Regions from separate parts of the Homo sapiens genome. Here all the other regions are linked to region 2. The links are chromatin loops, found by intact Hi-C in ENCODE. Cell type or tissue: Caco-2. All regions are shown on one strand. Each heading gives the region's core, and the rest is flanking DNA. Links, peaks and the distances in the headings are about the cores only. Region 1 overlaps NEK5 (NIMA related kinase 5). Region 2 holds the start of NEK5 (NIMA related kinase 5). Region 3 has its middle 51 kb from the start of CCDC70. Region 4 has its middle 42 kb from the start of NEK3.

Region 1 (8,234 bases), core at 1,258-6,257, 57 kb after region 2:
GCATTCCCTTTTCTCTGCAGCCTCGCCAATATTTGTTTTTTGACTTTTTAGTAATAGCCATTCTGACTCGTGTGAGATGGTGTCTCATTGTGGTTTTGATTTGTAGTTCTCTGATAATTAGTGATGATGAGTATTCTTTTATATATTTGTTGGCTGCTTGTATGTCTTCTTTTGAGAAGTGTCTCTTTCTATCTTTTGTCCACTTTAAAATTTGGGTTGTTTTTTCTTGTTCAGTTAAGTTCCTTATAGAGTCTGGATATTAGACCTTTGTTGGATGCATAGTTTGCAAATATTTTCTTCTATTCTGTAGGTTGTCTATTTACTCTGTTGATAGTTTCTTTTGCTGTGCAGAAGCTCCTTAGTTTAATTAGGTTCCACTTGTCAATTTTGTTTTTGTTGCAATTGCTTTTGAGGACTTAATCACAAATTCTTTCCCAAGGCCCATGTTCATAATGGTGTTTCCTAGGTTTTCTTTTAGGATTCTTATAGTTTAAGGTCTTACTTTTAAATTGTTAAGTCATCTTTAGCTGATTTTTGTATACAGTGAAAGGTAGGGGTCCAGTTTCATTCTTCTGCATGTAGCTAACCAGCTATCCCAGCACCACTTATTGGATAGGAAGTCCTTTCCCCATTGCTTATTTTTGTCGATTTTGTCAAAGATTATATGGCTGTAGATGAGTGGCTTTATTTCTGGGTTCTCTATTCTGTTCCTTGGTTTATGTGTTTGTTTTTGAACCAGTACCATACAGTTTTGATTACTGTAGTCTTATGGTATAGTTTGAAGTTGGGTAATGTGACGACTCTGGCGTTGTTCTTTTTGCTTAGAATTACTTTGGCTATTTGGGCTCTTTTTTGTTTACATATGAATTTTAGAATAGTTTTTTTTTTCTCCAATCCTGTGAAAAGTTACATTGGTAGTTTGACAGGAATAGTGTTGAATCTATAGATTACTTTGGGCAGTATGGCCATTTTAATGATATTGATTATTCCAATCCATGCATGTGGCATGTTTTTCCATTTGTTTATGTCATGTATGATTTCTTTCTGTGTTGTGTAGCTCTTCTTGTAGAGATCTTTCACCTCCTTGGTTAGATGTACTCCTAGGTATTTTATTTTATTTTTTGGTGGCTATTGTAAATGGGATTACGTTCTTGATTTGGCTCTCTGCTTGAATGTTATTGGTGTATAGGAATCCTATTGATTATTGTACTTCGATATTGTATCCTGAAACTTTGCTGAAGTTGTTCATCAGTTCCAGGAACCTTTGGGTCGAGTCTTTGGGTTTTCAACCTATAGTATCATAAGCGTGAAGAGATGGTTTGACTTCTTCTTTTCTTATTTGGATGCCTAGAATTTTAGAAAATATTTCTAGAAAAATGTTTGGTGCTCAAGGCCAGGGAACGGTGGCTCACAGCTGTAATCCCAGCACTTTGGGAGGCTGAGACGGGCAGATCATGAGATCAGGAGATTGAGACCATCCTGGCTAACATGGTGAAACCCCATCTCTACTAAAAATACAAAAAATTAGCTGGGTGTGGTGTCACCCACCTGTAGTCTCAGCTACTTAGGAGGCTGAGGCAGGAGAATCACTTGAACCCAGGAGGCAGAGGTTGCAGTGAGCTGAGATCACTGTACTGCACTCGAGCCTGGGCAACAGAGTGAGACACTGTCTCAAAAAAAAAAAAAGGGAAAGAAAAATGTTTGGTGTTCAAATGAGTCCTCCAAATACTTTTTATTCTCCCATTTTATTTTATTGGTGTTATTTCTTTAGATAAATTATTACATTTTAATTTACTTTTCTTTAAATAAAAGAGCTATTTTACTCATAATATTAATTTTTATCATAGCCAAATTAAAATAGAAGACCTGATACATTGTCAACAACTAATATACTGACCTAAAAAATTGAACAGGTACCCTGAAACCAGGCACATTTATTTTAGGTCTTAATTAGTTATTGATAACTTTAAGTAAATCTCATTTATGCATTTGGGCTCTCCTTGCCACAGCAAGGAGTAAATACAGTAAATCCAATACAGTAAATCCAAATTTCATTTTATTAGTTGATTTCAAAATCTTTTTTTATCCTGGTTTTATCAGACCTATAACAAATGTCAAAATTAATTGGTTTATTTTTCCATTTTACCTTTTCTGAATTCACCTTTTAAGTCAATATAAGTATGAATAATTATACCTGATGCTCAGTTTTTATTTAATGTTCTTTATTAGCTTAAAACATTTTCATGTTAGCATTTCTTATTTTTATGAGCATTTGCTACATAAAGACTTCATTAGAGTGGTGATAGTTAGCATTCACCTCTGTTCAACCATAAATTCCTAAATGCCCCAGAGGTGAGACATCAGAGTGGAGCAGATCTGGGGACCTGCTTCTGAGTGGGAACTTGAGAAGTGGTACTCTCACAGAGCTTCTGTGAAGTGAGGTGCTGACGTTGCCCTGCTGAAATGAAAGAATGGAGTCCAAAAAGTTTTAACTGCCACTCTTTCTTATTCTTTGCTTTGATCTGCGTGAAACAGAAGTGGTCATTTTGGTATTGACTACAAAATACTAGGAGCAGATTTAGGGAGCTGGTTAAGAATGTTGTACACTTAAAACAGGGCATGAATGAGAAAAGCTTGAGAGCACTGTAGAATGGAGCTGAAGTGGAATACTATTGAAGTCAGAAAGTCTAGATAAAATTAAGTTGCCTTATGACCAGTGCTTGACACTGTTAACATGGAGAAGAAATGAAAACATTTCTGTTTTTATCTAACATAGCTCTAGTTTTAAAACTCTATGGATTTATTTGTTTAGTAAACATTTGTTGAATATTTACTATATACCTTGCTAATTAATTTTACTAGGAACACGAAAATATGGTTTTTCTTTCTTTCAAAATATGGCTAATTTATCATGAAACACTGTGGAATTGATTTAGGCAATGGATATACCAAATGAAACTTTGACCTTTGAGGATGGCATGAAGTTTAAGGAATATGAATGTGTAAAGGAGCATGGAGATTATACAGACAAAGCATTTGAAAAACTTCACTGCCCAGAAGCAGGTATGTGTTTCTTGAAAGTTGTAAATGAGAAGGAACTGTTTTATTAGCAACCCATTTTGAACTCTGTCCCCATGCATCTGCCTCGGCTCCACTGTTACTTGACCCCTTTCTGCCCTCTCTAAGCAAGGCAGAAACACACTTATTATTCTCCTGCCACCCATGCAGTGGCCACACTCCCTGAGATCCAGCCCTCCTCTCCTGCTCCATACCCACTCCCTCTTGCAGCTTTGGCTTCTCCCAGGAGCTCCAGACTTACCAGTCTTTCTCATTGTCTTCTGGGAAGCTCCATGGACAAGTGTTGCCAGTATCTGAAACTCAGCTGTGTAAAGTCAAGCTCTTCTGTGCTCTTCCCAGTGACCCTTTATTTTGGTTAGTGTCACAGATGCAACTGGCTGGGGCCAGTGTTGTGGGCAGTAAAAGAATTTATCAACACAATTGTAAGTAAAGAAAGGCAGATTTATTAAAGTACAGAGATACGTTGCAAGAGTGCAATGGGCAGCACAGCAGAGAAGAGGCTGTCTGCTAAGAGGCAGGGGCTAGAGGGAAGTTTTATAGGGTCATATTGGAGGAGCTACATGCTGATAAGGTGTGCAGATAAGGTTTTGCTGCTTGGGCTACATGTGGAAGGAATGAGGTATTTGGGAACAGGATGTGACAGCAGCTTGTCTGTGATGAGTCATCTCTCAGAACAGTTGTTCCCCCATCCCCACCCCCAACCTGGGACCCCTCCCTTTTTGTTGTTTACTTATCTTATGAGAACTTCACAGTCAGTGCTGTCACCAGGGTGCACCCTTAGCATAGTGTCTATTCTGAGATGTCTCTGGAGTCTTCCTCTTCCTTCATTCTCTCTGTTACTGGTTTAGGGCTCTGTCATCTCTCAGTAGTGTGGTGTAGGCTTCAGAGACAGATGGGAATTGAATCTCAGCTGTTGCTGCCACCTTCTGGTTATGTGACCTTTCTTTCACAAGTTATTCCAACACTGAATCTCAGTTTCACCTTAGGAACAGGGGATAATAGTAGTAGGAATAACCACACAGGGTAATTGTGAGGACCAAAGTGAGTTTTGATGTATAAACGACCTGGCACATACTAGGTGCCTAAATTAAGTGCTGTCTTTTCATTTTCCCTTTTCCTTCCCCTTGCTGTATTGCCTTATTTGCTTATGTGACCTTCTTTCTCTAGTATTTCCCCTTCATTCTCTAAATGGTTACTGTATTAGTCCATTTTCTTGCTGCTGATAAAGACATACCTGAGACTGAGCAATTTACAAAAGAAAGAGGTTTAATTGGACTTACAGTTCCACATGGCTGGGGAAGCCTCACAATCATGGTGGAAGGCAAGGAAAAGCAAGTCACATTTTACATGGATGGCAGCAGGCAAAGAGAAAGAACTTGTGCAGAGGAACTCCTCTTTTTAAAACCATCTTATCTCGTGAGACTCATTCACCATCACGAGAACAGCATGGGAAAGATCCGCCCCCATGATTCAACCACCTCCCTCTGGGTCACCCCACAACACACAGGAATTCAAGATGAGATTTGGGTGGGACACAGCCAAACGATATCAGTTACTAAAGTTATCTTGGCATATTATTACTCTGCTCAGATTTTTTTTTGGATAATACCTGCAGAATAAGGTCCATTCCACATATTATCACATTTAACACTACATGGCCTAATTCTGCTGTGACCCACTTTTCTCATCCCAGCATGGCCTCTTTCCTTCCATGGAAAATGGGATCCATACAGCCTGCTGGAATGCCCATTTTCTCCTACAGCTGGAATGCCCATTTTCTCCTACAGCATTTACAGAACTGACTTGGCTCAGTTTCCTCTTCCTGGAATACTCTCTGCCTCATTTCCTTCTGGAAAAATCTCCATTCAGCAGGCATCTTATTGAGGATCTCCTTTGTGCCAAAGACTGCTCACTGGTAGGGAGCTCAAAGATGAATGAAATCTGGGCCCTGTTCTCAATATCACAGAAGTGTTATGAGCAAAAAAGTCACAAAACATGTTTTCTGAGCCTGAAATGTTAATCACTGTTTGAAGTGCGAGCTGGGTGGAGAGTCAGGGAGGTCCGCACTCCTCCAGGGCTTCACATGCCATCATTTTTGTGATTGAGAAGGATCATGCTGGCTGCAGAGCAAAGGATGGCATGGAGGGCAAGACTGAAGGCAGGAGAAGAGTCCAAGTGCATGAGCCAGAGTGGTGCAGGGAGAATAGATACTGAGTGTGGGAACTGAGGAAGAGAAGGGGCTCAAGGATATTCCCAGTTTTCTAATTCAAATGCATGAAGCTTTCATCAACCAAAAATACATCACATGGAGGGTAATGGGGTCGGGAGAGACAAGGTAGTGATCTAAATTTGGAACATGTTGAGATTTAGGTCTATAGAGCATCAGTTGCAGATTCTATATAAGACTGAAGGCCTGGGGCATATCAGGGATAAAGATATAGCTTGGTGGCCCTTAGCATATCCGTGGTTTTTAACTTTGGTGATGGTCAAAATACCTATGCAGAAGGACTGGAGTGAGAAGGAAATGGAGCTTAGGACATAACCCTACCACTATATAAACAAACTTTGGAGAATCAGGAGAGAGTAAAGCCAAAGGAGGAGAGACAGGTCATGGAGGAGGCACAGGAATTGGCAGCATCAACTGGAAGAGAAAGGCCAGATGAGGTGAGTGGGATTTGGCCCTTCAGGAGCCGTTAATGGCCTCAGGGAAAGCAGTCAACTGTGTAAGGGGTAAATTCAATGGTTATCTTTGCATCAGTTTGCTGGGAAAAGCAGAGGGGGTTGGCTGTTTTTTAGATGAAAGAAAAAAAAACCTTCATCAGTAGTATACTGAAAATTGTCTCTCATTTTAATCTGTATTCCTGTAATTATTATTTAGGCTGAAGGATTTTTCCGTATGTTTGTTGACCATTCATATTTCTCCTTTTTTTTTCTTTTTTCTTTTTTTGTTTTTTTTTTGAGAGGGAGTCTCCCTCTGTCGCCCAGGCTGGAGTGCAGTGGCACAATCTTGGCTCACTGTAACCTCCGCCTCCTGGGTTCAAGCGATTCTCCTGCCTCAGCCTCCCTGAGTAGCTGGCATAGGTGCGCGCCACCACGCCTAGCTGATTTTTAAAATATTTTTAGTAGAGATGAGGTTTCACCATGTTTGCCAGGCTGGTATTTGAACTCTTGATCTCAGGTGATCTGCCCACCTTGGCCTCCCAAAGTGCTGGGATTACAGGCGTGAGCCACCACGCCTGGCCAACCCTTCATATTTCTGTTATGAATTATGTACTCATGCCCTTCATCCTTTTTTCTACTGAAAATGGCATGTTTGTTTTTTTCTTTATAAGACTGATTTAAATCAAACCTTTGCCTGTAATATGTATTGCAAATGTTTTCCTCAGTTGGTTGTCAGATCTCATTTATAGTAATAACAGCAAATATATATGAGTGTGTGTGTGTGTGTGTGTGTGTGTGTGTATTTGTGTATTCATCCACTTAGGAATAAATTTTATGAGAATTGTGCGGCATATAGAAAGAAAACTGTAAAACCTTACTGAGGTATTTACAGACCACTTGAATAAATGGAGAGAAATAACGGTGCTATATATTGGAAATATTTTTTCCAAATAAATATTGCAGTATCGTTGTCTGAGGTATTACCCAGAACTCTTTGTCTCACGACCAAAAGAATAAGGAGGGTGGACAGTAAGGGTGAGTTTGGACCGAAAATTTAATAAACAAAAGAGGAAAGCTCTTCACTGTGGAGAGGGGACCCAAGAGGGTTGCCATTTCACAGCTGAGTACAAAGGCTTTTATGAGGAACCTGATAGGGCTGGGGGTTTCATTTGCATAAGGCATGAATTTCTGGCAGCTCCACCCTGTTCTCCTAGTATGCTGACTGGCTAGGGGTTGTTTTTGGAAAAGGCACCACTCAGAAAATGACATGATGGTTGACCAGGCATGGTAGTTCATGCCTGTAATCCCAGCACTTTGGGAGGCTGAGGTGGGCAGATCTCTCAAGGCCAGGAGTTCGAGACTAGCCTGGCCAATATGGCTAAAGCCCATCTCTACTAAAAATACAAAAATTAGCCAGGTGTGGTGGTGCACACCTGTAATCTCAGCTACTTGGGAGGCTGAGCCACAAGAATCACTTGGACCTGGGAGGTGAAGGTTGCAGTGAGACAAGATTGTGCCACCACACTCCAGTCACACTCCAGCTGGGTGACAGAGCAAGCAAGACTCCATCTCAAAAAAAAAAAAAAAAAAATGACGTGGTGTAAAGACCAGTTGGAGCCTTGGCCCACAACCAGCTGAGTGTTGGAGTGATGGTTCACAGAGGCTTGGCTCACAGTCCAAAGTATGCCCCAAAAAGGAAAGGAATGTGCTCACTGGGGCCCACCATGTACATGCCCACAAAAGGAGAAGGAACTATTTGCTAGAGGCCCACTGATTGCACAAAGAACAAAGGCATTTCTGTGTTGGACTTTGCTCCCTTATCTGTGCAGCTGTGGGCATGTTTTAGGCAAGCTTCCTGTGCTAGTTCCCTTATCTGTGTCTGCAGCTTGATTTTTCAGACTGTTCTTTTGTTTGAAAGAATTCTGAGGACCTGCCCTAACTGCCTGCCTAACTGATTCTTTCTTTCTCCTCCCTCAATATGTGGATTTATGGCTATTTCAATCAAAACCACAGTAGGATTTTTTTTTTAATGGTATAGGGAGATCTTGGCAGGTTGGAGAATCCTGGAGCTTCTTAAGTGGCCAAAAATTTTGAAAAAGAAGAACAGTGAAGTGGTACTTACATTTCCAAATGTCAAAATATATTACAGAAATTATAGTCATTCACACAATATGATAGTAGCACCCAAATAGTTAAAACAGTGAGAAGAGAAAGTTAGAAACAGATCCTAGTATGTATCATAATTCAGCACAAATGAAAAGTAACATCACAAGTCAGCGTGAAAAGAAAGGATTATTCAGATAAATGCTGCTGGGCCAATTGGTTAACAGTTTGGGGAAGATTGTGAAATCAGACCCTATATAATATGATACAACAAAATAAATTTTTTAAAAAAGAGTTATATGTAAAAAGTTATACATTAGAAAATGAAATAAAAGAACATAGGTCATTTTTTTTTTTTTTTGAGACAGCGTCTCACTCTGTCACCAAGGCTG
Region 2 (8,234 bases), core at 1,514-6,513:
AGAATATTTCACTAAAGAAACAGGCTTCGCTCAACACCTCTCAAAGAGACGTGAGCCAGCCAAATACAGGGAACGGTGCTAAAGTGAAGAGTAGGGGGAAAATACATTTAGGGTCATTAACAAGCAGTTGCTGAAATCTGGAATATATACATCTTTTAAAGATTTAACAGTTTTTAAATCTTAACATGTAAAACCTGTGGTATAGAACCAACCCTCCACCTCACACATACGCTGTATTTACATTTAGATATCTTTCATCTCCAGTGGTCTCTGGCAGTCTCTAAATCTTTCCTTGTTTTTCGGGACCTTGACATTTTTGAGTACTGCTTAGGTATTTTGTAGACTGTTGCTCAATTTGGGTTTGTCTCACAATTGGACTAAGCTTATGGATTTTGGGGAAAATCACAAAGGTGAAGTGCCCTTCTCATCACATCATTTCAGGGAGCATCAGCATGACTTCTTCCTGGTGTCGTTCACCTTGATCACTTGATGAAGGCAGTGTCTGCCAGGCTCTTCACTATCAACTTCATAATTTTCCATGTTCATGCTGTGTTCACTATAAGTGAGTCACACACTCCAGCTCATAGTCAAATGCAAAGGAATTAATCTCCACCTCTGGGGGTGGGAGTATAATCCAATAATAAGTCGTTTGTTTTCTTGCTTAAATTGTTCTAGCTTTGGCCGTTGGGAATTGTTTCAGGTCACCTCCTGTGTCCCTTTGAGGTGCGCTGGTTCTTTTGGAGCACTTCCTTTCTGGCACTACAAGATGGTCCAGACTCATCTTTATCTTCTCTGCCCCAGCCCCAAAATCATCCATTTCAACAAGGTTCCCACTGGTTTAGAAACCAAGATCTGGGTGCTGGGTGTGCTTATTGCTCCTGGGGTGTCACTGCTTCTAGGCCCTCTCAGCAGACAGAGCTAGGAAGTATATATGTGTATACTAACCTGTATACACTGTATAATTGTATATCCATCCAGACATCTCTACAGTTATTTCTGTATCTCTCCATCTGTACATACATTAAATTAAGCATGGGTCCATACTGATGTCTCCAACTAACCCAGTACTACAAGGTTCATTCTAGCCTTCTTCTCACGCTTTTCTGTAACTTCTCTCCCTGACAATGAGAAAACTGGCTTGTACCATCCGCCATCTGCTTAGCTGTTCAATCCTAGTCTATTTGTAAAGCAGTTTCCAAATCATTAACCCATACCCCTGGGAGAAACAAATTTACCAACTAAGGTACAGAGTTTATGTATCTTTCCTATTGTCTCATAGTTTCCAGTCAAATACCATTTCCCAAAATTACTTGGGTTAGCTCTTTGAAATTAGCTTACTACTCTCTTGAAGATTTTTCAAGTTAAAGCAGGCATGGATAGTTTTAAGGACATTTCCAGGTACTCAGCTTCCATATATACTGTATTCCATACCTCTTAGTCATCTTCAATCTTGGCATTGCCCAAGGGCATAAACATTTCAAAACCATCAAACAAAAAAAACTTGAAATTATGTACAGTTACTGAGAGACTGGATAAGTATTGGATAATAAATCCTTTTCAAAATCAGAATGGCTTATGGGGTTTTGCTTTTAATAAAATTTCAGAAGACTAATGGAATTATCAGTTCATGATTATAAACCAGTTTTGGTGACAGATTACTATATGATTCTTGAGATACAACTAGACAAAAATTGAGGGACACTTTTAACAAAACTTTTCATTCCTATGTACTTATTTCTCAGCACTTACAGCCTTAAGAAAATGGAAGAGAATCAGTGTTAAACTTCATTGTAGCAAGAAGTTAGCATTCATCTATGGATACAGGAACTAACGGTGCATGGGAAGCCCATCCAGGTCTTAAAGAGATGAATTTTCAATACAATTTTATTTTTTATATTTAATAATTATCAGTATTGTGATACATTTTATTGTGATCAATTGTGTAGTACTAGTAATTTTAACAATTTAATCCAGAAAAACTAAAATTCTATGAGCAGGAAATATAAATTTCCATTTCTGTACTTCTTTCAGCAGTATGATAGGATGATCAATAAGACTTTCAAGTATGAAAAAGATAACGGGTAAAATTCTATCAGGAAAGTAGAATGAAGATATGATTTAATGAAGCATGTCTAAGAATTCTAGGGAAGAAATTTGGGTGTGGTCACTGACACGTGTAATTAAACAAAAACAAGTAGATCATATACCTACTAATATTTTGAGGGAATTTCACTGCCAAAGAAACTAACATTGGATATTCCAACTGCTAAACAACTTTTGGACTCCTGCTACGGGCTGCATTCACCCCCGCCGCGGCCACCCCCAATTCACACACTGAAATCTAACACCAATAACTAATAATGAGACTATATTCGGAGACAGAGACTTTAAAGATGCAATTAGATCAAAATGAGGCCTTTAGTTCAGCCCTAATCCAACTTGACTAGAGTGCTTACAAGAAGAAGAAATTTTTTGTGGCAGGGACGGGGAGGGGGCGGCGGAGAGATGATTTTAAGAAGGAAGAGTAATGATGTAAACTTAGGATTTTTAAGAGTTTTTTGTGGGTTTTTTTTGTGTGTGTGTGTGAGGTGGACGATGGAGGGTACCATATTACTGTAGTGTTTCGATTCAGTTGGATATATTTAACTTGCGTCACTATTTACAATTGCTGAAAATTACATTTTTTTCAACTACTTAAACATTTTAGACAGCAGCTTGATGTGCAAATCCAGAATGGGGCAGGGTGGGATGAGCACTGGGCGTGAGTGCAGACGCTTGGGCAGCGCCGGTTTCGTTAGAAAGTCCCTTGGCAGGCCGCCGCTGTGGCCCAAAGAGTAGGAAGCCGTTCCAGTCTCACGTCCACCTTTTGGCAATATTTGAGACCTTGTACAAGAAACACTCTTCCTGTATCAGTTTAGCTCATTTGTAAAACTGGGAGACTACTGCCTTGACGGGTTGTAAAGAAAAGAGAGAACGTTTGCGAAGCGTCTGGTGCACCTTAAGCAAGAGCGGGGAGCGCTACTGTAGACTGCAAAGCAAAGGAATCCCGACCCAAGGCAACGGGACGGTTGCGGGGTGACTCTGCCGGGTCTCCAAACTCCCTGGCGCCTGACCCTGCCTCGAGGTGGACTGGTCCCCAGGCCATTCCAGACCCGCGCCCCGCCCGCGTTTCCTTGCGCGGCTCCGCCCCGGCCGCAGGGAGGCGCAGCGGCCCCGGGAACCCGGATCCTTCCGGGACGCTTCGTTGGCCCCGCGGAGCCGGCGGAGCAGGTACGCTTGCAGGGGCCGCCCTTAGTTCTTGCCCGGAGCCGCCACAGGGCTTCGGGAGCTCGGCAGGGTGGGGGAAAGGGATGGAGTTTCGGCCTGGGGCGGCGGGGGCGGCCCAGAAAAGGCCTAGCGTCCTGGGCTGTGTGGGTGTAGCGTCCAGGGCGCGTCGGTCTCTATGGCAACGCTCCACACGCGGAGGTCGGGTACGGGTAAGCGTCTTGCCACTCACCCGCGGCCGCTTCCAGGGGCGGCCCTAGGGGAGAAGGAATTTTCCTAATTTGGGGGCTTCCACCCTTTGGTGCCACTTGGGCGGGAGGGTCGCGGGCCCTCAGTTCCCGGCGAGTCACCCCCGGCCCCAAGTCCGTATGCGTCTCTCTCAGAACCCGATCCTCCGGTGTCTGCAGCCTCTCCTGGCTGCGGAGCTGGTTCCCAGCCCCCTGCAACCCAGTACCGACTTCCCACCCTGACGTAAAATTATTCGAAAACAAGCCCCCTGCTCACCCCATTAACAACAACAACAAAACTGTATTATGCCCTAACTGTAGCATAAAGAGGAAATAGAAGGAAAGCAATAAGTAAGAAAGTACATATTTCAATCTGAAAATGCTTGGCACTACTACCCTTGGAAAATGTAGAGAAGTAGCCAGTAGCCGCGCCTGGGGAGTCGCCTGAACGTGACGGCAGCAAATGCAGATTGTTGGGTCTCCGGGACCAGGAGCAGCGTGGCCAGTGAAGCGCGTGGTTTTCCCAAATGGTGAACAATTCTTGGTAAACCTCCAAACCGAAGTGCAATCAAGCCTTGATTTACATGTAGTTGCATTCCTCGAAAAAAAAAAGAAGTGTTCATTAAAACTGCAAAAATACTTAGCATTTCGATGTAAAATAGAGTTTGGTTCTAGCCACAAACGGATTTTTCCACGCACAGGAATGTATAGGAAGACTCTCCAAGATTGTAGGGCCGCGGGGTAATCCTTTATTGTGCGGGACTGTCTCTCGAATCGCAGAATCCTACCATCTCAGGCCCCAACCACCTGTAAACCTCATGCCTCTGAATCTTGGGGAAACAGCTTCCCCACCCCCATATATTTCCAGAATTCCCCCTAGGGGGCAGTACGTCCCCACTAAGAAAGGCTGAACTATAAAAGTGCACAAGCCTAAGGACATTCCTGCTTTATAAAGGTGCGAAACACCGGATATAGTATCTTTCATTCTCAGAACAAACTTGCAAAACAGGTATTGTTATTCCATTTTAGAAATTAGGAAAGTGAGGTTTTGCCAGGTTAAGTGACTTACCCGAGAATACAGGGCAAAAGTGTATCAAAGCTGAGCTATGACCCGTGTCTGACCAAGAAACTCTGTCTCATTTCAGTTATCTGTGGCCACAAAGAAAGTTATTTGTCTCTGTCTTGGCAAGGCTGGGAGGAAAGTTTTAGCTAAGTGAGTTCTTTTACACTTTAGTCATCAGTTTTCTGACTTTGTTAGTCTTTATGAGACGTGTGTGATAAATTTACATTACTCTAATTCCAGGAAACTCAGCCCATTGGAGACCATGGATAAGTACGATGTGATTAAGGCCATCGGGCAAGGTGCCTTCGGGAAAGCATACTTAGCTAAAGGGAAATCAGATAGCAAGCACTGTGTCATAAAAGAGATCAATTTTGAAAAGGTAAAGTTAAGTTCAAATTTCTGTTAATTTTCAGTGGGATATTCAGCTGGCTTTTAATCCAATATAAAAAGGAAATTTTTATTTTTTATAATTTCGAATTTTAAGCCATAATTGATTTTTGTTAATTCAACCTCCTAAGTCCATTGTCCAAACAGCAACCAATGATCTCATTTTTAAAAAGAGGCTGGACGCACTGGCTCACCCCTGTAATCCCAGCACTTTGGATGGCCAAGGTGGGAGGATTGTGTGAAGCCAGGAGTTCGAGATAGCCTGGGCAACATAGCAAGACCCTGTCCCTGCTAAAAAAAAATTTTTTTAATGAAAATAGAAAAGAAATAAGATCACATCCCTGTGGCTCCTATGGCCCTCCTTAGGGTGCCCTGCAAGGCCCTGTGAGATGCCAGCCTCCTCTGTTGCCCTGACTTTTCTCTGTGGTGCACTTCCTCTCTCCTTATTCAGGTCCTCTACGAGGGGTTTTCTGCAAACATCCTAGCTAGAGTAGACCCCCAGCCACAATCACACCTTATCACCTTATCACACCACCTTGGTTCCTGGTTTCTTTTTTGTTTTCTTTTCTTTTCTTTTTTTAGACGGAGTCTCGCTCTGTCACCTAGGCTGGAGTGCAGTGGCATGATCTTGGCTCACTGCAATCTCCACCTCCGGGATTCAAGCAATTCTCCCACTTCAGCCTCCTGAATAGCTGGGACTACAGGTGCATGCCACCATGCCTGGATAATTTTTTGTATTTTTAGTAGAGATGGAGTTTCACCATGTTGCCCAGGCTGGTCTTGAACTCCTGAGCTCAAGTGATCTGCCCGCCTTGGCCTCCCAAAGTGCTGGGATTACAGGCTTGAGCCACTGCTTCTGGCCTGGTTTATTTTCTTACTAGCATGTATAATGCTCTGCAATTACTTTGCTCTCTTAATTATTCATTTGTTTATTGCTTGTCTTCCTCAGTATGCAGAACAGTTCCTGTCACATAATAGGTGCTAAACACATTTATTGAGTGCACTGAATGAATAGAGAAAAACTATATGTAATTGTTGGTCTAATGATTTTGGAAAATAAATATAGTTAATTAAAAATTAATAATTTTTGCTAAATCCACCTTGGTCAGTGTTTATGTCACCCTCTTTAGTGATATGTTCATTTCATAATATATTGGGACAACAATGTCCATTGTTTGCTAGAATTAATTCTAAGGCAAGTCTTGTTGGTCAGCTTCTAGAGGATTTATAAATGAGAGTAGCATAAAAAGTTCCATACAAAGTGTGTGCAAAATGGACTACCCAAGTTACACCATATGAATATACTTAATGCCATTGAACTGTACACTTAAAAATCGTTAAAATGATATAAATTTTATCTTACCACAAAAAATTGCAAGAAAACCTACCCAAACTTAAAGCTCAAGAGTAGATGACTGGCTTCCAGGGATAATGATTTATTTCCCAATATAGGTCTCTTTTTGTGAATCCATGGCATATTCATAATAATGTCCTCTTATTCTAGTGGCCCGCAATAGCTTCCTCCCATGACATTATTCTGCTCACTCTCTTTTGTTTATCTGACTGCTCTCCCTCAGGCTTATCTCTGTCTTCGCCCTGTGTATGTCCTCAACCATGTGTCCTTTTCTGATTTTCTTTTTCTGTCCATTGTCACCTAAACTGCCCCACTTCAGTGTTTACCAATAAGTAGATCTCTCTTAAATCTCTGTCTCTACCCCTGGCATCTTTCAGTACCCTAGTTCTGCATTTCTTCTGCCAGCTAGATAACTTCAGGTAATATCTGTGGTTTTGTTTTGAGGTGGAGTCTCGCTCTGTCGCCCAGGCTGGAGTGCAGTGGTGCCATCTCGGCTCACTGCAAGCTCTGCCTCCCAGGTTCATGCCATTCTCCTGCCTCAGCCTCCCGAGTAGCTGGGACTACAGGCGCCCGCCACCACGCCTGGCTAATTTTTTGTATTTTTAGTAGAGACGGGGTTTCACTGTGTTAGCTAGGATGGTCTCAATCTCCTGACTTCGTGATCCACCCGCCTCGGCCTCCCAAAGTGCTGGGATTACAGGCATGAGCCACCACACCCATCCAACATCTATGTTATTAATCTATTGCTGTGTAGCATATTACCCCAAACTTAGTGGCTTAAAGAATAAACATTTATTGTCTCAGAGATCCTGTGCATCAAGAATTTAGGATGACGATCATTGAGACCACCTTGGAGGCTCGGTATCACAATTGTACCCAAAAACAAGTATTAATAGTGATTCTTCCTTGTTGTAAGCAGACCCACTTCACCTCCTATGTGCTGCGCTGTATTAATGTCATCAGTGTCCTTATGGTTGCCAGCCTGAAAACCTTGGGATCGTTTGTGAGCTTATTCCTTCTCCACATTCAATTATTTGGCGAATACTGTTGACTCTTCCTCTTCCTTGAATTTGCTTCAGTCCTTTTGTCGAGGCCCTGGGTCACTTGGATCCTTCAAGTGGCTCCAGCCCAATTTTGATAATGCTCCAGCCATGCCCCCAAACCTTCACTGGGACAGAGGCTGTAAAGAAAGAGTTGCCTAGGTTTGACTACATAAAAATAGAAAACGTTTGTATGTCAAAACAAACACTATAAATAAATTCAAAGAAATCGAGAAGGTGCCAAAAATATTTGCAAGTATTGACTTAATGGTGTTAGCCTTTTATTAAATCAATAAAAAGATAAAATCCATATATGAAGTCATGGTACAAAAATTTGAAACTCAGTAGAAAACTAAGAAATTAGGAGTTTATTCAAAGAAAAACCCCACAGATAAACAGTTAGAAAACAAATGTCCAACAGTAGGTAATTTGTTAAGTAATTTATAAAAAACTAAGTGGCTATTAGCAATCATGTTGTAGGTGAAGCATTGACATGGGAAAATTTCAATGTTTGCAATGTTTGAGAAAATAGTAAGTGTAAAATAATATAATCTTTGGAAAAATATATATATTCTCCATATATATGTATACCTACAAATATGTTCATATATGTACAAAGAAAGACACAAATTGTTATTATTGAGGTAGAAAGTGGGGTTTGCCTTGTGCATTTTTTTTGAGACAGGATTTCATTCTGTTGCCCAGGCAGGAGTGCAGTGACATCATCATGGCTCACTGTAACCTTGAACAAGCCATCCTCCTGCCTCAGCCTCCTGAGTAGCTAGGACTGCAGGCATGCGCCACCACACCCAGCTAATTTTGAAATTGTTTTTAGAGACAGGATCTTGCTATGTTGCCCAGGCTGGCCTCAAGTGATCCTCCCACTTTGGCCTCCCAAA
Region 3 (7,058 bases), core at 1,841-6,840, 220 kb after region 2:
GCCGGTGTCCCCTCCAGCACATACACGTTCCCAGTGTTAAGTGTCAGTGATTTTTTTTCTTCTTTTTGAGAAGAGGTCTCCCTCTGTCACCCAGGCTGGACTGCAGTGGTGTGATCTTGGCTCACTGCAACCTCCGCCTCCCGGGTTCAAGTGATTCTCCTGCCTCGGCCTCCCGAGTAGCTGGGACTACATGTGCACACCACCACGCCCAGCTAATTTTTGTATTTTTAGTAGAGACAGGGTTTCACCATGTTGGCCAGGAAGTTCTCCATCTCTTGACCTCGTGACCCGCCTGCCTCAGCCTCCCAAAGTGTTGGGATTTACAGGCATGAGCCACCGCACCCGGCCACGTGTCAGTGATTTTAAGGGGAAAAGGTCATTGAGTTGGGCATACAATTAGTTTGAATGAGTGAGATCTATTCAGATGATTTGCTACCACTTCTGTGTATCAAGTGCTCCCTGTATAGGAATGACTTCCAGGACCCAGGACTACTCCCACTGTCCACTTCGTGACTCACCCAGGGGCATGGTGACAGGGGCGTGTCTCTGCGTATATGTAGAGGAACATGAACAGTAGAGGAACCCCAGATCTGTAGCATGTGGAGTTCAAAGCTACTCTGGAGAATTCTCCCAATTATCTGACATGTAAAATTGTTAGCAGAGTTGATTCTCATCAACAAAGGTCTCTCTTGTCAGGAACATACTTAATGTGGCCTATATACTTTTAAGCACATCATGCATTGTTTTCTTTTTCAATGGCAATTCCAAGAAATACAATTCACTGCAGCTATTGTATCTTTAGGGCAGAAATTAATAGTAGTGCTGTATCTAATGAGTATGTCTATGCGTGAAGTGGCATATTCTACACATTCCAACTATCGATAATGAAACATTTCTATCAACCTTGCTAGGGAAAAGGCTGAATTATCTTTTATGAAATCATAGCCAGATGAAAAGTCAATCAGAGCCCCAAAGCACAGGATAAAAGTATTGCAGAAGTGTATTGGTTGATAAAAACATGAAATGATTTTTCTTTATTGTTTACTGTTTTTGCGGTACTTTCCAGCTCTTCAATATTTGTAATTTGCCGTGAAGTATTTACATTCTAAACATCACTTTTGTACCTAATTTTGTATTTGTAATTTTATATCCTTCTTTTCTTAAGGAAAATACTCCAGATTGTATAAGATTTAGGCCCACAAAACCTGAATCGATTCTTGACAGAGTAATTAAGTAACAGCCGAAATCACAGCCACTAAATGGCCAAGCCAGGATTTGAAGCTGGAGTTCAAACGTGGGCCTCAAAAGGGCATCTTGGACTCTAACATGTGCCCCTGGAGTCAGGGTCTTGTTAAAGTTCAGATTCTGACTCAGTAGATGTGGGCTGGTGCCCAGGTGCTGTGAGGCTGCTGCTCTGTGGGCCACACTCCGAGGAGCCAGGATCTCTCAGCTAATGCACTCTATGGCCAGCTCTCAGACAGTGCAATTAACCATTGCCACTCAGGGAGGTTGTGGGAGTTGCCCAGAGTAGCAGAGTCAGAGGCTGAACTCACAGCTCCATCGCCCGCCTTACATGGTGGCAGGTGGGCTAAGTGGGGAATCCCAGGAGTCAGCTCTGGGTCCCCAAGAGGAATGTCCCTTCCAGCCCCTGTCCCCTGTCCCTGAATTGGCCTGAGATGCTGCAGTCAGTCTCAAGACCTGCAAGGTGAGCAGGAGAACACTGGCGTTTCCATTGCGACAGACATACCTGGCTGACCTCTACTTGCCTGGCTTTCTCCACCTTGGTGACAGTGCTGCTCAGCCCTGCTAAGCGTCAATTTCCCTATGTATTAAACGAGCTTAATATGACCCACCTCATCGAGTTATTCATGGATTAAATGAGGCATTATATGACAAGTTACACGATCCAACTCTGCATGTATTGGCCTGTAGCACCCGTGGAACTGGTGATTGTTGTTCCTGAGCTGAACTGACCTTGGGAATCAAGTGACTTCTTCCTGCAGCATGTACTCTCAGCTTCCTTTTTTCTCAATGTGTGTGAAGAAGAAACTGTGTTAGAATAGAAGGACATCTGCAAACATCTCACACCTGCAGAGGGCTGAACAGAGGTAAGGGCTTGATGGCAGCTAATTGTTCCCTGACAGATGTCAGCTTTGCCTGTCTGTCTCTCTTAACATGTTTGCAGCTGTGCAGCAGGCTGACAGCCTCTGGCATTCTCTTTCTGCCGGGTCCTCCCAAATGCACCCAAAATCCCAGCCATGCTGCTTGATCACCACAGGTCTGCCTGATGACAACAGGCTGTGGTGATTTTATTTGTCATCTTTAGAGCATGTGTAGCAGTATTTCTTTCCCAGAGGCATCAGATGTTTGTACTGCAGACATCTTTTCCAGGAGAAAAGGCTAATAGATGAGGGCAGGCTGTATTTCCTGGCTGGCCCAATCCTCTGGAGACTTCCTGGTCATTAGCATCCCCCAGAAGGACATGCACCATAATGGCTGCAGACTCTAGGTGGTGCTGCCCCAAGCCCTGTAGCCTAGAGCGTCCGACATCAGTTGCAGCCTGGCCTGGGTTTGGGTTATTTTAAGCTGCCCCTGCAATGCAGCTGCAAATCCAGAAAAAGAGGACTGAGGGGCCTGCTCATCAGGGAAGAGCTCAGTAAGCACACGTTGTCACTGGCTTAGAGAGCAGGGAGACAATATAATTACAGTCATTCCAAGAGGTTCATTCTGCTGCATTGCCCTTTTCAGGAACACCCCTCCCATTTCTTTGGCGCCAATACTATTTTTTAAAAACCTTCCTGGTAAATTTCAAAATGCCACTGGTAAAAGCAAACTGCCTCACTTAGCTCCTTGGTTATTTGTTTAAAATTCAGTGTATCTCAGTAGAATTTTTTTATGCAAGGGATTGAAGCTCCTGACCCTGCCATTTGGGGGAAAGGGATGTCTAAGAGTAGGGGGAGGAGCTTTCACCTTCAACCCGAGGTCCTCAACTGCATTCCACACGAAGCGTTAGCTTTAGGATAACATGAGCACAGACTGAACCCTGAGAATGCAGTTTGCCCACTCATCTATTAATTTGGTGTGTGAATTAACAGGCTTTGCCCAGAAAGAGGAAGTGGTGAAGCTGTGAAATTGCTTTCCTTGGAAAGCTTTGTTCAGTGGACACCTGTTAGTCCTGAATGGCAGGCAGAATCCTGGGTTCACAAGTGTTAATTTTCTAACTCTGAAGCTCCTTCTATTGTCATTTCCATCCGTCTAACTTTTCAGATTCCTAAGTATTTTTTCTGCTTCATTCGTGTATGTATTCATTCATCCATTCAGTGAGCGTGCATTAAATGTGAACTGTGTGCCAGGACTGCACTGGACATGGGGGCCACTGTCGCTGCCCTTGAGCTTCCAAAGCCGTGATGGGTGGATGAGCAGGGGTCAGTAGGCAGACACCGAGGTCAGTGCCACTGGTAGCCCACATGTCTGGGGCATGTGGAGCTGTGGAGCATCACTTACTGGGTCTAGGGGCTGGCGAGGCTTCCTGGAGTGGTCCTAGAGAAACAAATTGGCAATAATTAGGGAGGAAGTTTAGTGAAAGAAAGAGAAAGGCGTTTAGAGGGAAATTTGGAAAGTGTGGCCAAGGGGTGTACCACATAAACCCTCTCTCCAGTCCCCCACAGCTTTTAGTAAGAGATCAGTTTCCCGAGAATGTACTGTGGGCTGGGAGCTCTGTGGAGGATGTGCCAGGCATGGCTCGGTGCTCCTGAGGCTGCTGCCCCCACGTGATACGGAGAAGGCTGTTTGCAGAACAGCCACTGGTAGCAGCACAAAGAACAAGCGTGAATGGGAAACAGGTCTCAAGAGCTCTGCCTCCCTCTCGTGTCCATTCACTTCTTAATAATTACCGAATACCTGCTGCACACACTGTGCTCGGGACTGGAAAAACAGGGAAAACCACCGCATCTTGGCCCTTTTGGACCTTTACATAATGATCAGCAAATAGATGAATCTGTGGTTTGTCAGACCATGATGGAGGAAGACAGCTATGGAGAAAGACGAAGGAAGGAAGTGAGATAGAGCCTGCAAGGCTAGGGTGAGGGTGGGAGGTGCCACACTGACAGGTGACATTCAAACAGATCCTTGAGGGAGTGGCCATGTGGGTGCCCGAAGTAAGGGTGGTCCAGGCAGAGGAAAGAAGCGGGAAAGCCCTGAGGCAGCAGTGGGCTTGTTGTGTTCAGGGAAAGGCAAGGAGGGGAAGGCAGAAGCAGAGCAGTGGGAGGGAGTGGGTCGGAGAGGAGGAGATGGAGCTGGGCAGTGCATGGAGGGCCGGGAGGCTCTGTCTCGGGCAAGTTTAGAAGCCAATGGAGGCTGTGGGCAAGGGAGTGGCAGATGTGACCTCTGTTTCAATGTGAACACCCACTGTCAGGTCAGCGTGGGCCCACGCTTAGAGCAGCCAACTGGTGCCTAGCAAAAACAAACAAAAAGCAAAAAACCCAGAGTCTCCAGAAACCAATTAAGCAAAAATATTTATAGAACATCTAGTACGTGAAGGACATTTTGCTAGGTAGTTGGTTCCTCTCCTGAAGGAGCAAGCTTTCCGGATGAGTTGAAGATATGTGCATGCGCGGGAGGTGATGGCTCATTGCAGGGCAGGGCATCATCTGTGTTGAAGGATTGCCAGTGTTTCAGAAATGGACACAGAGCAGGTATGTTTGATGGACAGTTAAGAGGAACACTCTCTATGTGACAGCACTGTTTTAAGTGCCCTGGATCTTCTGGGGATGAGACTAGTGTTTTTCAGTCGTGCATGGGACAGTTGAGGATCATGCTAGGCAGAGGTGAGCCCTTTCCTGGAAGGAGTTAACCTAAAAAGCATAATCTGCCTCATCTGGGAGGAGCTTAATAAATCTCTCTTCAATGACGTAATGGTCAATCAGAAAATTTATATTTTAGCTGTAAAATTACTTATCACAATTTACCATGGGGCATAATCTTAGTCAAGCACCCAAAGTAATGATTTCAGGCAACAGATACTGAAACACCAAAGTGATAAGGTGGCAGGTATTTCAGTTAGCTACTGCTGCATAATGAAAGACCCCAAAGCTTAGCGACTTAAAACAATGATTTGTTATTCCTTATCATTCTGTCAGCTGGGAGTTTCTTCTGCTGGCCTCACCTGGGCTCATGCACAAGACTGCATTTAGCTAGGGTGTCAGCTTGGGGATGGGCATAGCTGGGATGCTGGGTCACCTGAGTCTTTCTCTGCATGTGGTATTGTTTTAAAATACAGGTTTTAGCGCTGCCTCAGGATGTAGAGTGTAACAAGGGGGCTGGGGTGGGCAGCGTGGGCCTGTCAGGCCTGTGGGTGCTCGTGTCCTCCAGATTCCCCCGCAGCTGACTCCGCAGTGGTCCGCTCCGGTTGCCTGGCGCAGATTTGAGTTCCGAACAGAAGGCTGTGTATTCTCTGCCGCTTATTGTGGCCTCGACAGGCCATGGTTACTTTGGCCACTGCCAGAGCAGCCTTGGCACTATGGAGGAGCCTAGGGCTACCCCTCAGCTGTACTTGGGGCTGGTCCTGCAGTTGCTACCCAGGGTTATGGCAGCACTGCCTGAAGGTGTGAGACCAAATTCGAATCCTTATGGTTTTCCATGGGAATTGGTGATATGTGCAGCTGTCCTTGGATTTGTTGCTGTTCCCTTTTTTTTGTGGAGAAGTTTTAGATCGGTTAGGAGTCGGCTTTATGTGGGAAGAGAGAAAGAGCTTGCTATAGCGCTTTCTGGACTAATTGAAGAAAAATGTAGACTACTTGAAAAATTTAGCCTTGTTCAAAAAGAGTATGAAGGCTATGAAGTAGAGTCATCTTTAGAGGATGCCAGCTTTGAGAAGGAGGCAACAGAAGCACAAAGTCTGGAGGCAAACTGTGAAAAGCTGAACAGGTCCAATTCTGAACTGGAGCATGAAATACTCTGTCTAGAAAAGGGGATAAAAGAAGAGAAATCTAAACATTCTGAACAAGATGAGGTGATGGCAGATATTTCCAAAAAGATACAGTCTCTAGAAGATGAGTCAAAATCCCTCAAATCACTACTAACTGAAGCCAAAATGACCTTCAAGGGATTTCAAATGAATGAAGAAAAACTGGAGATAGGAATACAAGATGCTTCGAGTGAAAATTGTCAACTTCAGGAAAGCCAGAAACAGCTTTTGCAAGAAGCTGAAGTATGGAAAGAACAAGTGAGTGAACTTAATAAACAGAAAATAACATTTGAAGACTCCAAAGTACACGCAGAACAAGTTCTAAATGATAAAGAAAATCACATCGAGACTCTGACTGAACGCTTGCTAAAGATCAAAGATCAGGCTGCTGTGCTGGAAGAAGACATAACGGATGATGGTAACTTGGAATTAGAAATGAACAGTGAATTGAAAGATGGTGCTTACTTAGATAATCCTCCAAAAGGAGCTTTGAAGAAACTGATTCATGCTGCTAAGTTAAATGCTTCTTTAACAACCTTAGAAGGAGAAAGAAACCAATTTATATTCAGTTATCTGAAGTTGATAAAACCAAGGAAGAGCTTAGAGAGCATATTAAAAATCTTCAGACGGAACAAGCATCTTTGCAGTCGGAAAACACACATTTTGAAAGTGAGAATCAGAAACTTCAACAGAAAGTTAATGACTGAGTTATATCAAGAAAATGAAATGAAACTCTACAGGAAATTAATAGTAGAGGAAAATAACCGGTTAGAGAAAGAGAAACTTTCTAAAGTAGACGAAATGATCAGCCATGCCACTGAAGAGCTGGAGACCTGCAGAAAGCGAGCCAAAGATCTTGAAGAAGAACTTGAGAGAACTATTCTTTTTTATCAAGGGAAGATTATATACCATGAGAAAAAAGCACATGATAATTGTTTGGCAGCATGGACTGCTGAAAGAAACCTCAATGATTTAAGGAAAGAAAATGCTCACAAAAGACAAAAATTAGCTGAAACAGAGTTTAAAATTAAACTTTTAGAAAAAGATCCTTATGCACTTGATGTTCCAAATACAGCATTTGGCAGAGAGCATT
Region 4 (8,234 bases), core at 1,651-6,650, 74 kb before region 2:
TTGAAATCCCTGCCATTCACTGAAATCTGTGTTAGACGCAGCCACCCCAGAGCACCTGTTTCTGATTCCTGGTTCTCAGAAGCCAAATTGGAGCATCCCTTCCTATCCACGACAGACTTCCCTTTAGCACCTATCCTGTGCTGGATGCTGTCAACCCAAACTAACTGCTGGAAATGCAGAAGTGAAAGAGCCAATGGCTAGCTTCAAAGAAATCACTGTCGCCAGGCGAGGTGGCTCACGCCTCTAATCCCAGCACTTCGGGAGGCCAAGGCAGGTGGATCATGAGATCAGGAGATCGAGACCATCCTGCCTAACACGGTGAAACCCCATCTCTACTAAAAGTACAAAAAAAATTAGCCAGGTGTGGTGGCGGGTGCCTGTAGTCCCAGCTACTCGGGAGGCTGAGGCAGGAGAATGGTGTGCACCCAGGAGGCAGAGCTTGCAGTGAGCTGAGATCACGCCACTGCACTCCAGCCTGGGTGACAGAGTGAGACTCAATCTCAAAAAAAAAAAAAAGAAAAAAAGAAAAAAAAGAAATCATTGTCGAAGCAGAGGAGGAAGAAACAAGCAACTATAATTCAGGGGTGGGTATGCTGCAAGAGGTGTGTGGGTAGGGGGGCATCCCCGGAGGAAATGAGTGAGGGATGGAATAGAAGTTTCAGCGGAGGCCCACAGGAGACCTCCATGCCAACATAAATGGCATCTGGTCCTTTGTTATGAGGATGAATGTAGTTGGTGTATCATCTACTCCAGGGGCCAGGAGAGTTGCAAATAAGCCAGGCTTTTAGTTGTAATCAACAGAAGCACAGAAGAGATTGATTAAAAGGATTAAAAGGTTGTAGAGTGACTCTTCTACTTGCTGGATGGGGAGGTGGAATGCCGTGAATAGCTTCCTGCAACAAGGCCCTATGCCCACCGCAGACCTGGCCTGCAGTGGAAACCACTGCTGTTGCCCCCCTAGAGCTCTGGATGTGATGGTTTGCGATGTTGCCCCTTCTCATACCAGGGCCACAGCCCAGTAACCTTTGCTCCTTCTAAGCTGTTTGCCTGTGTTACCAGCTTTGCCTGATACATCACTTTCACACTGCGTCCACTGCCTTGGATTGCTTATCTCTAAGTTGGTATCTCATGTAGATGCAGCTGATGGAGGGAGGCTGGGTCATGTGCCTGTACCCTGCTCTGCATAGAAGCCTGGCTGATTGGGATCTCTGGCATCTGCCTTGGAGAGGTAGGACTCACTCATGTGTTAGGAAATTTCCAGAACATAGCTGGGGTTTTCAAACAATGCTAGGCAGCCAAAAAACATGACACATGTCCACTCTGCACAGACCGAGCATCCCAGTCAAAGGAAACATGCAAAGGCACAGAGGTGTGAACCGGCAGAGCACGTTTGGGGAAATGGAAGCAGTTTGTTTCTGCAGAAGAGAGCAGTGAGTGTTGGGAGAGTTGCTTGGAGTAGCCGGCAGGAGCCCCTGCTAAACTCGTGGTCCTTGTGGCTCCAACCTCAAGGGAAAATACTTTTTTTTTGAGACAGAGTCTTGCTGTGCCACCCAGGCCTGAGTGCAGTGGCATGATCACAGCTCACTGCAGCCTCGAACTCCTGGGTCCAGGTTCATGTCCGTGTCCTGAATGGCTGGGACTACAGGCGTGCGCCACCACCCCCAGCTAATTTTTGTATTTTTCTGTAGAGATGGGTTTTTGCCATGTTGCCCAGGCTGCTCTTGAACTCCTGGTCTCAAGCAATCCTCTTGCTTTGGCCTCCCAAAGCACTGGGATTACAGTTGTGAGCTATCAAGCCCAGGAAGGGCAAGTACTTGTATCTTACTCAGTGTTCCCTGCTGAGGCCCAGGAGCTGTGACTAACTCCTTGCCGGGCCCAGGGCCCTGCCCCTTGTGAGTTTTAGTCAGTATCTGTCTAAAGGAATTATCTTTGTAAACTGTTGGATTGCATCATTGTTGTGAAATAGCAAGTGTATGCAGCTTCTCTCTCTTTCTCTTCTCTCTCTCCTTCTCTCTTGTGTGTACATTTCCACAATGTACTATTTTATCATTACATTAATAATGGTTCCCCCAGAAAAATAATCTGGATTTAGACCCTTTGTATCTAAATATTTGTATGGCACCTATCACTAGATATTTAGCCATTTATAACATCTTTTTAAAATGCTTTCATTAAATTAGTTATTCTGGGCAAATACAGGCAAATATAACCATTGAAAGGACACACAAATAAAGGCCCAGCAGAGTTGAGATGCCATTGCCTTAGAGATTAGCATGCAAGCTCTGGGTCAGACACCTGAGGGGGAAATCCTAGCCTCTCTGCTTCCAGCTGGATGAGTCGGAAAAGTCTCTTGGGGTGGGAATGAGAGGAAAGATCTGGTTCTGCCAGTTGATGGTCTGAGTACCCCCTGCTCCATGCTGCTGCTTCTCAGCTTCATGCGATTGTACCTTTGAGGACTTCCATGGACCACATTCTAACCTTTTTAATTTTTTTTAAGACACAAAGTCTTGCTCTGTCACCTACGCTGGAGTGCTGTGGCGTGACCATAGCTCACTGCAGCCTTGAGCTCCGAGACTCAAATGATCCTCCCACCTCAGCCTCCTAAGTAGCTGAGACTACAGGCCTGTGCCACCATGCCTGGCTAATTTTTAATTATTTTGTTTGTGTGTTTGTTTGTAGAGAAGGAGGTCTCACTATATTGACCAGGCTGTTCTCAAACTCCTGGCCTCAAAGAATCCTCCCATCTAAGCCTCCCAAAGTGCTGGGATTACAGGTGTGAGCCACTGTGCCCAGCACTAACCCTCTTATTTACAATGGGATTGTTTGCCTCACTGTGCCTAAATTTGTAAAACATGGCCAATTCCCAAATGTTCATCATTCAAAGTATTTAGTCAATTTCTCTGTTCCAATTAAGAACCGGAAATTTGGAGATGAAAAGCCGCACCTCATTTCGTTCACTGAGAATCACAAAGCCAGGCACAGGGGGCTGGGAGCAGTAGAGCATGGTCACAGAACCCAGCCCAGAGGACCAGGAAATGTTCTGGAGCTTGGGGCAAGAGCTGAGCCTTGAAGTAGGAGTAGGAGTTAGGCAGGGAAGAGGAAGGGAACACAGCATTGGATGGCAAGGAGATGGGGGAAGGCATGGCCGCGTCTGGGAGCTGCAGGGGCTCCCGTCAGGGTGGGAGGAGAGGTAATGGGAAGGAGACTAGCGAAGGAGGCAGGGCTGATCTTGAGGGGTCTCACAGGCCCTGCTAAGAGAGTGCAGGGTTTCTTTAGAGGATGGTAGAGGGAGCCGCTGAGTAATACAGACTTCCTGATGTGAACATAGCTGTGTGGAGGAGGCTGACAGCATGGACTCTGGGTCGACTGTCCGGTCCTCAAAAGCTGGCTCTCCCACCTGATGATTTTGTGATAGTGAGAAGCTCCTGTAAGCCTCAAATTTCTCATCTTAAAAGTGAAAAATGGTGTTACTTGCCTCAGGAAAGTTTGTGAAGATGAGACAATACATATAAAGCACTATTATAGTGTCTAATACTTAGTGGTCAATAAATGCTAACTATTGTTGTTATGGATCATTTGAATAATAATGAGGTATACAGTTTGTCTCATTTTATAGACTTGTGATAATGGAATGAATGAACTTTGTCACAGCAAAATAAGTTTAAAATGTTAGTTGTGTATCCTGATAGAAAATATAAACTTAAAAAGATTTCTTTGTGAGACAGAGGTCTCACTATGTTGCTCAGGCTGGTCTCGAACTCCTGGCCTCAAGCTAACCTCTCGCCTCAGCCACTGTGTCTAGCTAATATAAACATTTGTTTATTCATTCCACAAATATTGATTGACCATGAAGGATGTACCAGGCACAATTCTAGGCTCTTGGGATAAGGTAGTAAATGAGGCTGCCCCTTGATGAGGGGTCCCTGCTCTCACTGAGCTTACATTCCAGCAGGGAGGCTGATGATGAGAAAGGAAACCACGTGTTTCCCAAGACCTGTACATTCCGCCAGGGCAGGGAACATGTTGCATTTGTACCTTGATCTATCCCAAATGCATGAGACAGGGCCTAGGTCAGGCACTTGATGAACGTGTTGAGTGAACGGAAGATTATTTCAGATAGTGCTGAGTGCCGGAAGACAAGGAAACAGCGCGACATGACAGAGTGGGAAGGTCGACTTGGCTAGATGCGGTGCACGGCTGAGAAAGCACTGCTGAGCTGAAGTGGATGGTATGAAGGAATCAGTCATGGGACAATCTTTGGGACAGCTATTCCAGGCCAAAGAATTTTCCATGCCTAAGCTGAAGGCCCTGAGGCAGGGCTGTGCTGGGAATGCACAAAGATGGGAATGAATGGACCCCACAGCACGGGGGCCAATCATTTGTGGGTCGTTGGCAGGCATGTCTTTTATCTAACAAGAGACTATGTTTGCCTCCAGAGGGCACTTGAACATAACAAATGCATCTAAGGGCCAGCTTAGGTTAACACTTAGACAGAGAAGCAGTTTCCTGAAAGCATAACTTCAGAGGCCAGGAAAGCAAAAAGAAAATAATCTCAGCTGAAGCCTTTGCTTATTGAAATTTGAAAGCACCTCTTTTAAAAATTAACTTTTATGAGATAGTACAAGTGTAAGCTAGCAATGTGGTCTTTCATACATTAGTGTTAGTTTAACAACATAGCCCTCCCCTTGGTGGATAGATGAGAGAGCAGTTTGACAGGTAGGAGAGGGGACGAAAGGCTAATTTAGAGAGGTCTCGGCAAGGGTGTCAGGCCTGGGTGAGACCCAAAGCAAGGAGGCTCTGAGAAGCTAAAAGGCAACATAGAGAGGGGCCAAGGGACGGGGGGAATGAGTACAAGAAGGCAAGAGGATGGGCTGGGGGAACCAGAGTACTCTCATGCACTTTAGAAATTGACCTGAGGACAGTTCTGCCTGGTCATATCTCTATCGTCTCCAAAAGTCATGTGCTAAGCACTGTTTCAACATAGTTCTATGTCATATGCTGTGCAATACACACTAGTGTGACATGATCCTGGTCTTCCATGCACCTAAAATCCAAGGCAGTTTTACACATGAATATACTAAGAACGAGTCGTCTTACGTGGAGGGGAAAGACAAGTACCTAGACAATCTAATTTGAAGGGCACGAAACCACTTCATCTTCCGTCCCATCTCCCATAAGTCCTCCTGCTGCTGAGGGGCTTTCCGTGCCCCTCCCTCTTACTTTGTCCTTTGGCTTTGGGCACTAAAGCGCTTGTGAAGAAGCTAATGAAATCTAGGAAACTCATCCATCTGGGTGCAACCTCTCTGGGCCTCCACAGGCCTGGCACCTGTTGCATTGCCTATCTTGTTAGTTTACCTGCTCCACATCTGTGATCTCTGCTAGATCACCAGCCCCTTGAAGCAGGGAACAAGTCATACTCACCTGTGTATTCCAAGGGGACTAAAGCTTCATTTTTCACATAGTGTTATACAGTTACACTAATATCATCTACCTATATATTATATAAACATGCACTTATGTTCATCTTTTGCTGCCGTTCTTTTTTTTGAGACAGGCTCTTGCTCTGTCACCCAGGCTGAAGTGCAGTGGCACTGCAGCCTCTGCCTCCTGGGCTTAAGCAATCCTCCCACCTCAGCCTCCAGAGTAGGTGGGACTGCAAGCACACATCGCCATGCCCACCTAATTTATTTATTTATTTGTATTTTTTGTGGAGGTGAGGTTTCACCAAGTTGCCCTGGCTGGTCTCAAGCTTTTGGGCTTCAGTAATCACCACCTTGGCCTCCTAAAGTGCTGTTTTAGGCTGTGTTTGATACTGTAGTTTGATCTGGTTTATAAGATAGACCAGCTGGAGATCTATCTATCCAGATAGATAGATAGATAGACAGACAGACAGATCCAGAAAGAAAGATAAAAATTTCCCAACTTGAAAGATGCAGAGACAAAACAGCTCTTTTTTTTTTTTTTTTGAGACGGAGTCTCGCTCTGTCGCCCAGGCTGGAGCGCAGTGGTGTGATCTTGGTTCACTGCAAGCTGTGCCTCCTGGGTTCACGCCATTCTCCTGCCTGAGCCTCCCTAGTAGCTGGGACTACAGGCACCTGCCACCACGCCCGGCTAATTTTTTGTATTTTTAGTAGAGACAGGGTTTCACCATGTTAGCCAGGATGGTTTCGATCTTCTGACCTTGTGATCCGCCCGCCTCGGCCTCCCAAAGTGCTGGGATTACAGGCGTGATCCCTGTTTTGTCGCGTCCGGCCCGACAAAACAGCTCTTAATCCACCTAAGAAAAAAAGGAAATACCACATCCAGTATGTACCACACACATCATCCCTCACCCAGATCAGGAAACCTCACGATGAGTTATGCCCCCAGTAAGTCCATCCAGCCTCATTCTCTCCTTCTTTCTGTGCCTTTAGCTAGTACATTGCCTTTGGAAAGATGTCCATAATCCATTAATACTTTTGCTAGTAGAGACACAAGTCAATTGAAGTAGGTAGCTGAAACTGCTGGACAACTGGGTTTATTCTGCAGGCTTATTTCACAAAGAGCAAACCTCAGAAAACTGAGGCCATTGCTGGCCTGGCTAGTTGGATTTCCAGATATTGACCATTCCTGGACTCCTTGTTACAGGTTTTCATACACCTGCTGAGACACATGACTGCGCTTGTTGGATAATCCTGATGTCATTGAGGAAATTAAATGAGATGAGGATGTAAATTGTTTAGTGTGCAGTGGGCAGTCAGTGGTGTTATTATCTCATTTCCACATTGCAGGTATTTATGCTGCACCCCGATTTTGTTGGAAACAGTCTTATGTACTTTTTTTACACAGAGGCATTGAAAGTTAATTCAGAGTTGATTTTAGGGGAAAGGATTACTTTGAACATAAAAGACACAAATTTACAGACATATTTATTGGGAAATGAAGTCACGTATATGGGCAATTCTCGTGACTAAAAAGCAATTAATAAAATAAATTACATTTGATTGCCTGTGAAATACATAGACAAAGTAGGTATGATGGAAAATGGCATAAAACAAACAGCAGAATAGGATACATTTTGCTGCACAAGCAAAGTAGCGACAGAGCCTGTAAGCCTCACCTGGGCCATGACATTCGTGTTCTGCCATCCTGTCACTTGGGAGAAGTGGCTTCATGGTTTACCTTTTTGTGTGTGATCCACTAGCATGAACTACTGATTACTTCATGCAGATGGACAGAATATTCTAAATTTTTCTGAATCTTTGTAGATGTATTATTTATTCACTTAGATCTTTCCAAGATGTATTATTTACTAGATCTAAGTGTTTCTTAGAATTCATGTAGTAATTAAATAATGTTAGAAATGAATCTGGGGTACATTAAATATCATGAGAAGTTCATTAAGGTGAATTGAAATTGCTTGTACCATTAAGGTAACGTGCTATTTTAATATCTTTGCTGTGATTTTTGTAACTTTGTAAGAGTTATCTATTTTTAGTATTTCTACGCTATTATGAATACCATGCATAACATAGTTTTTCGGCTTTTCACTAGTCATTGACTCCCACTTCTAATCATTGGCTATCAACTTTCAAATGATCATTTATTCATAGAATGTTTTGGAATCAGGGTGGTGATTATAAAAGTTGGGTGAGCATTATTGTGTTGTATGGCAGTAAATAGAACTGTTGTCCTGGACTCTAGATACTGGTCAGCATGGGCTTCAAAGATTTCTTTTGGGCAGCTGGACCAACCCCTTCTCTGTGGTTCTTCTGCATCCATGCAACCCCCAGAGCAAATCAGATTCTTGGTGCTGGTCCTTCCTATCTGCTCATCCCACTGCAGAAAACAAAGAATGCCTATCTGTGTCTCAGGATAGGACTGATCCTAAGCTCTCATGCTGGACTCCTCCAAAGATATGCTATACTTTGGAACACAGAAAAACACTTCATAATATCCAGTGCTAAGTGCTTTATAATACAACTGAATGCAAGAGCAACACTATTTTCACTTAGATTTCTGACTTAATGATGATTCAAGAGGTCTGCAGCACCGTGAATTATTAATAGCTGGAAACAATATTCTGATTTCTTTTTCTTTTTTATTGAGACAGAGTTTCGCTCTTGTTGCCCAGGCTGGAGTGCAATGACGCGATCTTGGCTCACCGCAACCTCTGCCTCCTGGGTTCAAGTGCTTCTCCTGCCTCAGCCTCTGGAGTAGCTGGGATTACGGGCATGTGCCACCACGCCCAGCTA

Evidence for each region. Peaks named below come from ENCODE experiments on the same cell type or tissue, not always from the same donor. Only the 100,000 strongest peaks of a DNase experiment are listed, where the experiment ranks them.
Region 1: a loop joins it to region 2, with 6 times the contacts of the local background. A loop is called at or near these places in 14 of 110 quality-filtered maps.
Region 3: a loop joins it to region 2, with 9 times the contacts of the local background. A loop is called at or near these places in 7 of 110 quality-filtered maps.
Region 4: a loop joins it to region 2, with 11 times the contacts of the local background. A loop is called at or near these places in 18 of 110 quality-filtered maps.

The regions. Positions count from the first base shown.
Region 1 is chr13:52,066,773-52,075,006 of GRCh38, reverse strand. NEK5 (NIMA related kinase 5) reads left to right here. Exons shown (of 24, transcript NM_001365552.1): 20 at 2,937-3,063. Among named protein-coding and RNA genes, the nearest start is that of UTP14C, 46 kb to the right of the region's middle. In Caco-2, for the core only: no CTCF peak of the experiment used is centred there; a DNase peak (open chromatin) is centred at 3,766.
Region 2 is chr13:52,124,065-52,132,298 of GRCh38, reverse strand. It overlaps NEK5 (NIMA related kinase 5), which reads left to right and starts at 3,226. Exons shown (of 24, transcript NM_001365552.1): 1 at 3,226-3,270; 2 at 4,637-4,704; 3 at 4,795-4,933. The coding sequence starts at 4,817. LOC101929657 (a long non-coding RNA gene) reads right to left here and starts at 3,404. Exons shown (of 2, transcript NR_110306.1): 1 at 242-3,404. In Caco-2, for the core only: CTCF peaks have their summits at 3,222 and 4,369 (motif pointing right); DNase peaks (open chromatin) are centred at 3,288, 3,950 and 4,348; H3K4me3 peaks cover 1,608 bases.
Region 3 is chr13:51,909,082-51,916,139 of GRCh38, reverse strand. It overlaps a transcript of TMEM272 not described here and the pseudogene CTAGE3P. Among named protein-coding and RNA genes, the nearest start is that of CCDC70, 51 kb to the right of the region's middle. In Caco-2, for the core only: no CTCF peak of the experiment used is centred there; a DNase peak (open chromatin) is centred at 3,859.
Region 4 is chr13:52,197,747-52,205,980 of GRCh38, reverse strand. No RefSeq gene overlaps it. Among named protein-coding and RNA genes, the nearest start is that of NEK3, 42 kb to the right of the region's middle. In Caco-2, for the core only: a CTCF peak has its summit at 4,404 (motif pointing right); DNase peaks (open chromatin) are centred at 1,860 and 4,398.